Linked DNA regions of Homo sapiens: region 1 is linked to region 2. The links are chromatin loops, found by intact Hi-C in ENCODE. Cell type or tissue: mammary epithelial cell. All regions are shown on one strand. Links, peaks and the distances in the headings refer to the core of each region. The heading gives the core; the rest is flanking DNA. Region 1 overlaps LOC105377343 (a long non-coding RNA gene). Region 2 overlaps TSPAN5 (tetraspanin 5).

Region 1 (5,386 bases), core at 302-5,301, 250 kb before region 2:
TATTTCCTTTCCTGTGAACGGTGGATTTCTCTCCTTTGCCCATTTCTCTATTGGCTACTGGTACAGTGGGATATTAAAGGTTAGAGTGCATTGGATAGTAGAAAGGCATAAGTCTTAAAGTTGATGGACTAATATTTAAATTCTGGTTTGATCTTTTATAGGTTATGTAAATACTTTTTGAGCTTCAGTTTCCTCATCTCTAAACTTATGATAACAATCTCTTTTTCACACAGCTCTAGGGAAGATTAAAAGAGATAATTTACGTAACATACTTAGTACAATATCTAAACCCTTAGTGGGGGCTCCTTCCATAATCCACGGTTTTATAAAGATTGCAGCAAACGTTTTTCATACTTTTAAGGAGTCACATATAATTTCACAAAAAAAGAAGAAAAAAGATATGAAGAAGAAAGAATAGTGAGTGGAAAGAGAAGCCATGTTTTATCTTTAAAAGCTCATGGGTGTTAACTTTTATTATAAAATTTTTCACACTTAGGTATTTTCAATCCTTTTTAATCTGTTGCCCAGCATGCTTCTAAAGCCACTTCTTCCTCTGAAGGTGATTAGGGAATACAGGCTAATTTTAATATTAGCATAAGTAACACATAATTAGGGAAGTAAATCTTCTGTGCCCAGATGCCCATTATGCATTACAAAGTCAATATGTAATATGGCTTTAAAAAGTCATTTGCTGCTTGGCATTATTTGGGGGTTTATCAGGGCTTTGCATAGAGCCTTACAGTCAGCTCACAATAGTGTTTGCTAAACTGACTTGGTCCCTTGTTTCTTTTTGCTGGTAGGATAGCAAAAATGCCATCTTCTAGACTCTTCCTTGGGCAGGTGGGTGCCATTTCTCTTTGAATCACTAGTGCCTAGCTCAGTGTGAGGGACATAGTAAAGGCTGAATCAAACTGAATCCTGAGGTGAGACATGGGCTTTTCAAATTCCATATGAATCAAGGTTAAGCCCCCAAAGCATTCTGAGTGTCACCGACTTTCCAAAAGGACACTGATGTACTCACTCTTTTGCTCTATATGCATTTATTTTGCCAGAACTATCTATAGAGACAGGATTTTCAACTTCTTTTTAAGTTCACAACATACTATTTTTACTGTCTTTCAAATTTCCTCTTTCTGATTCATCAAATGTGATATGCTATATATTCATTTGAAATAAAATTAATTGTAAATCAGTTTTGTGAGTTCCTTAATATCTCATGAGATAAATGGAGAGACTGTAAAGTGTTATGAAACCAGGATGGAAAATTTAGTCTGCATATTCCAGGATGTGCTATTTCAATAGCTTCATAAATGAGGGAATGCTGAAGATAACTTTCTCATGTTTTTTCTCTTTCTAACCATTTAATAGTTGGTTGCTCTCTTCTCTATAGGCCTAGGATGCAGTTTACTGAGAGTAAACATGGCACATGCTTCAGCATAGAGTTTCCAAGCAAAGGATGACAGATTCTCACAAGCCTCACTTTTACTTGACGAAATGGAAGGGTAGGATCTCTGTATTTCATTTCTGAGAAAGCACACAGATTACTGCAACTGTCTACCTTTTGGCTTCCGGCAATTTGTCTCCTTTGCCTATGAAGAACCACCTACTCTCTTTGTGTGCTTAAAAAGTCACTTGAAGATCCCTATCCTTTTGCTCATCACCAGTGCCCCCATGCCAACTCTGCGTGGGGATTGCAGAGTCTCCACTTAGTGACAGTCATATTCATCTTTCCAAAGTCTGGGAAGACTGCAGAAAGGGACACACCAATATATTCCTATGTTTCAATGCACTTTAGCCTTAGGGATTTTTGTCAAACATGGCAGGAAGGCCAAATGTGTATAAAACATCACTGCAAGGGCTCTGAGCCTGGAGATATACCCTAAAAGTGCCTGGTGAGATTACTGACAGTCCCTGTGGGTCCAAAGAATTGCTGTTCACTTGTCGGACCCTACTGTCTTCTTATTCCCTCCTCCAGGTTATCCCTTTCCATTGTCATTGATATCTTTGTCAGGGAATGTGCGATAGAGCAAGCAAAGGCAACACATCCTGATTAGCTCTATCACTTGCTAATAGATGTGGTAGAGCAGGTAAATTTCATAGGCAGAATCTAGTTTGTGGTTCAGCAACAAGATCCACCTGTTCCTGAGACCTGTAACCATAAGTAGTTGAGAGTTAACAACATGCAAATTTTTGCTTCAAGAAGAAACTAGTTAGGCTTCAGGGCTTGAACATACCCTTAGGGATAGGAACTGGATAACTTAGCAGAAACTCACACAAGTAAGAGCCTGCTAAGAGTGGGAGGGTGACTCAGCAGTGGCCCAGGAAGCTAAACAGCAAAGACTTGCTGATTAGTCTCAGAGAAGCTGATCTGAAAGAATATGAGAAGCTACAGGGACTGAGGTTAGGAATGAGGTGGTTCAGGTTGACACGCTGCTTTAATCACCAGATGCTCCATTATTTCCATCCTGCTAATTGTAGTTTCAAAATTAGCAACAACTCCCCCACAATAATTAGGGTTTATAAGTGCATGTGCCCACATTTCAGGATTACGCATGTAGTGTTCAAGTGTTATACAGCTAAAATTATTGTGTGTATTTGTGTAACTTGTTCGCTGAATAAGTGAATTAAGTAGGATACAATCAAGAAACAGCTCTGTTTCTCCTACCACTGCCTATAAACACACTTGGTCGGACCTCTATTCAAAGCCCCTTGAATGCATCTAGGGTAGAAACATAGTTCTTTGGTCTTTTATCACCTTACTAAATTCTTTCATTATTTATAATAGTTTTTCAATAGTGTCTCATATTTTCCATGTATTCGTCAGATCAAATGAAAATAGTTTGCAAAAGTTTTCTCCCATCTGTAGGCTGTCTGTGCACTCTGTCCCTAGTTTCATCTGGTGCAATGTACTTTATTCTTTTACTTCTCAAACTGTTTTCTTTTCTCTGTTGTAAAGCCACCCCACATTTTAGGGTTTTGTTATGGTAGCACCCCACTTTTGGTGCCAAAATAATTATTAGTTGTCCATATACAACAAGTTATCCTAAAATTTAAATGTTTAAAACAATCAATATTTACGAATGCACTCAATTTCTATGAGTCGGGAACCCAGGAGCAGATCACTTTGGAGGTTCTGTCTCCATGTCTGTATGAGGTTACAGTCAAGGTGTTGGTCAGGGTTGCAGTCATGTGTAAACTTGTCTGAGGTGGGAGGATCCTCTTACATGATGAAAAACTCAAGTACTTGGCAAATTCGTGCTGGTTCTTGGCAGGAGGCCTCAACTCCTCATTATGTGGACCTCTCTATAGGGATGTGATCATGAACATGGCAGCTGGCTTTTCCCATAGAGAATAGTCCAAAAAAGAGCAAGGTGGAAGCTGTAGTGTCTTTCATGCTACCATTTCTTGCATCTTATTGGTTACTTAGGTTAGCTGTATTCATTGTAAGAGGCTATAGCACAAGGTCATGATTACCAGGAGGCAATAATCATTGGAGGCCATACTAGAGATACATAATTATGGCAGATACCTAAAATAATGTGTTTGAAAGATCTTTAATGATTGGTTAAATGAAAGAAAAGATTCAAAACTGTTAAAGCAGTATAATCTAAAAGTTATTAAAAATAACGTTTTAATGTTGTCTGAAAGTATGTGTGCATGCAGAAAAGATAGACCAAAAGGGAAACAAAAATGTTAGCATGACTTTTTTCTGAGAGGATGATGAAAGTTTAGGTTTTCCCATTTTTCTCAATGTGTGTGTGTGTGTGTGTGTGTGTGTGTCTATTTTCAAAGTTTTCTAGAGTATAAATGAATAGCTTTATAATTAATAAACATGAATTTTGAGGGCACAATTAGAAAAATTATTTTAAAATTTTGCTTATTTTCTTGAAGACACAATTTATATTATTTCCCTTTAGTTTGAAAGTTAAAGTAAACTTTCGATACCCAGTAAAAATCTAATCACAATTTTAAATGCTAGGAGCTGTTAACTCTTAATTTGGCAGTTGATGACTTATTTCATCTTTTAAGATAATCATCTGCCAAGTTTTAAATTAATATTTGTAGTAGCACAGATGGAATATGTGTGCATGCATAAATGAGTGTGTTCAATGAGAGAGGGAGAAAAGGACTCCTTTAAATATTCTTCCAGAGAATTATTGCTTAGTAATAGCCTTTGGGCTATTTAATATTCAATACTAACTAAGAATCGCAAACTTTCAAATTTCCTCCTTTACTCAAACCCTTGCCTTCATAATTTTTCCAAAAAGATGAAATTTAAAGAAGAAATATAAAACATTCCCATGAGATTGTTTGAAACAGAAAGACAAAGCAAAGTTTAGTTGAGCTGGATCTGAAACTTCCAAAAATGTACCAAGGTTGAGATTCTTTGAAGCTCTTTCTGAAAATTAATGCAGAAGTTATTCTTTCCTTTGGATGTGAAAACCGTCTATGTTTATGAAGTTATTTAATGCACAACTCAGGATCCTAGAAATCTTTCCAATTACATCTCCATCCACTCAGATCAGAGCCACTGTGTTTCACTGCTCATAGGAGCCCAACTGAGTGTTACTGGGGCTGAAGTCCAGTTTTACATACTTTTCCAGACATTAACTATGAGAGGAAATCTGTTTTTTCCCCCTCCTAATTCATAAATTGTCTTCAGATGGACTAGGAGTGAATTTTATCACTCCTTTGCATTTTGAACCCTAGGAAATCCTAGCCATTTTGTCTGCTGTTTTGATTTTCCACTCATTATCTTTCAATTATTGCTGGGGTATTTCTGTGTTTTATACATTGCTTTCTCAGCTCCTTGTAAGTTCCTCAAGGTCAAGGACCATGCCTTACATTTCTCATTTCCTATGGGTGGCTACCAACATAGCAAATGGCAAACTCTAGCCATGATCAAAAGGCATTTAATTAATTGTTAGACACCTGAAACTTAAGTCTCTAATGTATTTATATCCCCGTACTTTGTGCTATTTTTGTTGTATATTTTCCATCTACGCAAATTGCAAATTCCAAATATAATTTTTTTACCTTAAAGGGCCAACTATCTTTAATATAATTAAAAAAGGAAAAAATGATAACCTTTTATATCTACCGAAAAAATGGTAACTTTTTATATCTACCAATGTATTTACATTTTTGGTACTTTTCATTACTTCTATAAATTTGAGTTGCCATGTGACATTTTCTTTCAGCCTGAGGAATTTTCTCTAACTACATTTCTTATAATTGATGTTTGGGGGTAATAACTTCTCTTAGTTTTCATATATTGACAATATCTATTTCACCCTCATTTTTGGAGTATATTTTGGCTGTATATATAGTTCAAGATTGACTTTTTCCCCCTTTAGCACTTTAAACAAATCTTTTAATTGTCTTC
Region 2 (5,386 bases), core at 281-5,280:
TATAAAAATAGACACATAGATCAGTGGAATAGAATAGAGAAGCCAAAAATAAAGCCACATATCTACAACTGATTTTCAACAAATTCAACAAAAATGTACACTGGGGAAATGACACCCTATTCAATAAATGGTGCTGGGAAAATTGGATGTATGTTGTAGAAGAATGAAACTGAACCCATACCTCTTATCATATACAAAAATTAACTCAGGATGGATTAAAGACCTAAACGTAAGACCTGAAACTATAAAAATCCTAGAAGAAACCTAGGAAAAACTCTTCTGGACATTGGCCCAGGCAAAGAATTTATGACCAAGTCCTTAAAACCAAGCACAATGAAAATAAAAATGGAGAAATGGCACTTAATTAAATTAAATTAAAAAGATTCTGCACAGCAAAAGAAAAAAATCAGGAGAGTAAACCTACAGAATGAGGAAAAAAAAATTCCCAAAGTATGCATCCAACTAAGGGCTGACATGCAGAATCTACAAGAAACTCAAACAACTTAACAAGAAAAAAACCCCAAAGAACCCCATTAAAAAGTGAGCAAAAAACATGAACACACATTTTTCAAAAGAAGACATACAAGTGGCCAACAAACATGAAAAAAATGCTCAACATCACTAATCATCAGAGAAATGCAAATTAAAATCACAACGAGGCCAGGTGCAGTGGCTCATACCTGTAACCCCAGTACTTTGGGAGACTGAGGTGGGCAGATCACAAGGTCAGGAGTTTGAGACCAGTCTGGCCAATATGGTGAAACCCTGTCTCTACTAAAAATACAAAAAACACTAGCTGGGCGTAGGGCACCTGTAGTCCCAGTTACTCAGGAGGCTGAGGCAGGAGAATTGCTTAAACCCGAGAGGCAGAGGTTGCAGTGAGCCGAAATCACACCACTGCACTCCATCCTGGGTGACAGAGTGAGACTCTGCCTCAAAAAAAACAAAAAAAAACAAAAACAAACAAACAAACAAAAATAAAACAACCACAATGAGATACCTTCTCACACCAGTCAGAATGGTTGTTATTCAACAGACTAAAAATAACAGATGTTGGTGAGCATGTGGAGAAAAGGGAACGCTTATACACTGTTGGTGGGAATATACGTTAGTACAACCTCAGTGGAAAATGGTATGGAGATTTCTCAACTAAAAATAGAACTACCGTTGGATCTAGCAATCCCATTTCCGGTATCTAACCAAAGGAAAAGGAATTATTATATTTAAAAACACCTCAAGTCATATGTTCACCACACTGCTGTTCACAATAGCAAAGATATGAAATCAACCTAAGTGTCCATCAGTGGAGGATCATTGGATACAGAAAATGTGGGTTACACACACACACACACACACACACACACACACACCTTGGAATACTATGCAGCGATAAAAAGGAATGAAATCTTGTCTTTTGGAGCAACATGGATGGAACTGGAGGCCTTTATCATCAGTAAAATAACTCAGAAACAGAAAGGCAAATGCCACACATTCTCACTTGTAAACGGGGGCCAAATGATGGGTACACATGGACAGACAGAATAAAATAATGGACATTGAAGACTAAAAATAGTGGGAGGATGGGAGGGAGGTGAGGGTTGAAAAATTATGATTGGGTAGAAAGTTTACTATTTAGGTGATGGGTACATTAAAAGCCCAGACTTTACCACTAGGCAATATATGCATGTAAGAAATCTGCACTTGAACTCCCTACATGTATTTTTAAATTTTAAAAATTAAAAAAAAAATTGCCACTGTGCCATTAGCTGGTACCATGTAATTTAGCATATAACTGTGTACGGATCTCTTTTCTCCATCATTGCTTCATCACGTTAATTTTGTTATGATGAGGGACTGTCTTTTACTTTTTTTATATTCCTCTTAGCACTAAGCAAATAACAGGACCCTAAACACTTAACTGATTTTTCATTTCTGAAGTACAATAAAGATAAGTAGGAAATGTTAATATCATTGTTTTGTTTGTTTGCTGGTTTTGTTTTTCAGTAGGTGTTTGAGAGAAACACTTAACTCTCTAAGTGAACTAATTTTTTGCCATGAATGTGTTCGGCACTAGGAAAGGTGATACATACTAGAACTGAGGAACTTAACTGGGGGTTCATATGCTTTCTAAGAGACCGTGGGAGAGTTTCTGGGCATCTCTGCACCCCTAAAATCCTAGCAAAATTGTGTATGTGTGCACGCTTTTGTGTTTTTTTCTTTTTCTTTTTCTTTTTTTTTTTTTTTTGAGACAGAGTCTCGCTCTGTCGCCCAGGCTGGAGTGTAGTGGCATGATCTCGGCTGTCAGCTCACTGCAGCCTCTACCTCCAGGGTTCAAGGGATTCTCCTGCCTCAGCCTCCTGAGTAGCTGGGATTACAGGCACCCACCACCACGCCAGCGAATTTTTATATTTTAGTAGAGACGGGGTTTCACCGTGTTGGCCAGGCTGGTCTCAAACCCCTGGACTCAAGTGATCCGTCTACCTCGGCTTCCCAAAGTGCTGGGATTACAGGCGTGAGCCACCACACCTGGCTTCTTTGTGCATTTTTCCTGAGTAAGGATGTGTAGCTTTCATTAGATGCTCAAAGGAGATCCTTAATCCACAGAAGGTTCAGAGCCACTGATAGGAAATATTTAACACTGACAGAAAATAGTTCTGAACTTTGCGATTAAATAATTTATTGTGAGTGGGAGGAGCTAAAAGAGTGATGCCACTTAGGAGAAGCACAAAGGAATCTGAGCTCGAGGATGAATTGTTAATCTATGTTAATGAATTCAGTCTGTACAGGGTTCAAACAAAATATATTATGGATGAGCCTCTAATAAAATGGACTTCCTCTGCTCTGCCAGTCCGACAGTTAATGATGGCTGGCAATTTTCTGCCGGCTGATTTTGGCTCAGTGCTTTGGAGCAGGCACAGGCCCAGTTCTCGCCACTTGGAAGGAAAGGGAAAGTGATAGTTTGTTACTTTGCTCTCATAAGCAATTTATGACAACAGTTTAATAAAAGCTTAAGAAGTGTCCTCTTCCTGGGCGGGGAGAGGAGCCGAGGAGCCTCAGTGGGAGCACCGCGTGGGATGTTAAGCCCCTCAGCATCTCCTGGGGCCGCCTGACGCTGCCACACAAGAGAAGAGCGAGGGGGAGCCAGCGAGGTGTTTCTTTTAGCCCAGGCAAGGCTACTGTTATGCTTGCCAATTTGACTTTTCCCCAGCAAACTCAAGCTGTCCTGTGAGTTTCCACATCAGCCGTGTGCCTGGGGAGCTGCTCCGAGCTTGGGCTCTGGTGCTGTCTGCTGCATGGACCTCATTAGCGCTCACCCAGCAGATTGCTTTCATATCGCTGCTTCACCCTTTTCAGTTTTGAATTACCACATAAACATCAGATATTGGGGGTTTTGTGAAAGGATCCTTAGTCTCTAATATTTAGTTAAGGAAAAAAGCCCTCTTAGGGAATCAGATAGATTTGCTTAGAGGATTTCCTCAGGAAAATACATTGCAGTATGGGTCAGTTCTAATTTTCCTCAATTCCTGAGGCCATTTAGTTTTCACTTCTCTCTCTCTCTCTCCCCACCTCAACCCTGTGAGTCCAGGTTTAGGGGATTTTACAGCCAGCCTTCACACAACTTTCTGCTCTACATTTGTGGCCTTAAAACTTTATGATTTATAGGAAAGTATATTTCATGTCATGAACTGGGATATAAATATGTATGTATATATGTATAAGCAAAAAGGTTTCACAAGGCAATATTTGCCCTTATATACCATAGTCTGATATTTTCTATTCTGTCGGGGAATACTGCTGGTCTTCACTCATTAAATCATTTTCATGGCTCACCAATGGTTTGCACCCTGCAGTTGGAAAACACCTCTCAGGGATACTCAGGGATCCGTCCTTTCTATCACTGTGTTGAGGGATGGCTCAGGGCACCGTGTAGTGGCTGAACCTCTTTATGTGGTACAGCAGAACCAACTTTATGTATTTTCAGTAACACTTCTGATATTCTGGAGGGAGTAGAGCATAGTGATTTAAGAGCGAATGTTCTAGTTAGAATATGCTTGCTTGGTCCTGGGTCTCTGACCTACCACCTGCTCTGGTGTTGGGCAAGTTTCTTAACCTCTCTGAATCAGTTTGCCCTTCTTTAAAATAGATATAATTTGAATACTTATAGCGAAACATTGTGAAGATTGAGATGTATATTATTAATACATTATTAATATATCCTAATGCACATCTATTAAGACACAATACAGAATTAATATTAATAGCAAACATTTGTTCAATGTTACTATGTGTCTGTGGTAAATTTAACAAATGTTTGCTATTAACATTATTAATACTGTATCTTAATATTTATGTGTATCTCCAGTTGGATTACATTTTCCTTCTGCCCTTTGAAATAACTTATGTTGAGCCTATTAAGAATATGTGGGTTGGGTGTGCTGGCTCACGCCTGTAATCCCAGCACTTTGGGAGGTTGAGGTGGGCATATCGCTTGAGGCCAGGAGTTCTAGACCAGCCTAGGCAACATGGTGAAACCCTGCCTCTACAAAAAATACAAAGAAATTAGCCAGGTGTGGTGGCACACGCCAGTAGTCACAGCTACTTGAGAGGCTGAGGTGGGAGGATCACCTGAGCCCAGGAAGCAGAGGTTGTAATGAGCCGATATCACACCACTGGACTCCAGCCTGGGTGACAGAGCAAGACCCTGTCTCAAAAAAAAAAAAGTCTTATGTGTAGAAATAATCCCTATGTTCAAAAGCATGAACAGTAAGCAGTGTGGTTAAATGAAAAAATATATATATTGCAGCTAGATAGTTACATTTTGAATTAGGACATTTTCAGCTCTAAGTGACAGAAACCCCAATCAAACTGGCTCAGGCAAAAATAGGAATTTACTGATTGACGTAACAGAAACATCTAGGGATATTGCTTTTGGCATTGGCCATTTCCAGTTGCTCTGAAGGTATCAGCAGTTTTTCTCTTCATTTCTTGCTCTGCCTTTCTCTGTTGGCTTCTTTTTCAGGCAAGCTTGCCCCCAAGCAGTGGCAGAAACAGCCACCAGCTGCTCTAGGTTTCTGTTTCACTAGCAGGAAGAAAAACCCTCTTCTCTGGTAATTTCAGCTTAGTCTTGCATCTGATGGACATGGACTTTGGTGGGCTAGGCTCAGCTCACCCCTCCTGACTCCTTGCCACTGTCGGTCACGGAGCCATGAGAGGCACTGGTCATTAGATGTCCTGGGTCATGTACTTGCCTTGTAGGCTCAGCCCTGTTCAAGCCACAAGGTCAGAATGGAGGAGGGCTGCTCCATGGGGGCATCTCAGCAGATGCCCATCACACACTTCCACCATCCCTCCCCTGAACATAAGACTTCCTACATAGATGTTTTCT

Evidence for each region. A loop is a pair of places that touch in the nucleus more often than their neighbours do. Peaks named below come from ENCODE experiments on the same cell type or tissue, not always from the same donor. Only the 100,000 strongest peaks of a DNase experiment are listed, where the experiment ranks them.
Region 1: a loop joins it to region 2, with 2.4 times the contacts of the local background. A loop is called at or near these places in 1 of 110 quality-filtered maps.

Annotation. Positions count from the first base shown.
Region 1 is chr4:98,791,692-98,797,077 of GRCh38, reverse strand. All of the region lies in intron 2 of LOC105377343 (a long non-coding RNA gene), which reads left to right. Among named protein-coding and RNA genes, the nearest start is that of EIF4E, 130 kb to the left of the region's middle. In mammary epithelial cell, for the core only: no CTCF peak of the experiment used is centred there; DNase peaks (open chromatin) are centred at 2,287 and 3,217; H3K27ac peaks cover 1,877 bases.
Region 2 is chr4:98,544,871-98,550,256 of GRCh38, reverse strand. The region is part of intron 1 of TSPAN5 (tetraspanin 5); the gene reads left to right. Among named protein-coding and RNA genes, the nearest start is that of TSPAN5, 110 kb to the left of the region's middle. In mammary epithelial cell, for the core only: a CTCF peak has its summit at 3,115; no DNase peak of the experiment used is centred there; H3K4me3 peaks cover 810 bases; H3K27ac peaks cover 825 bases.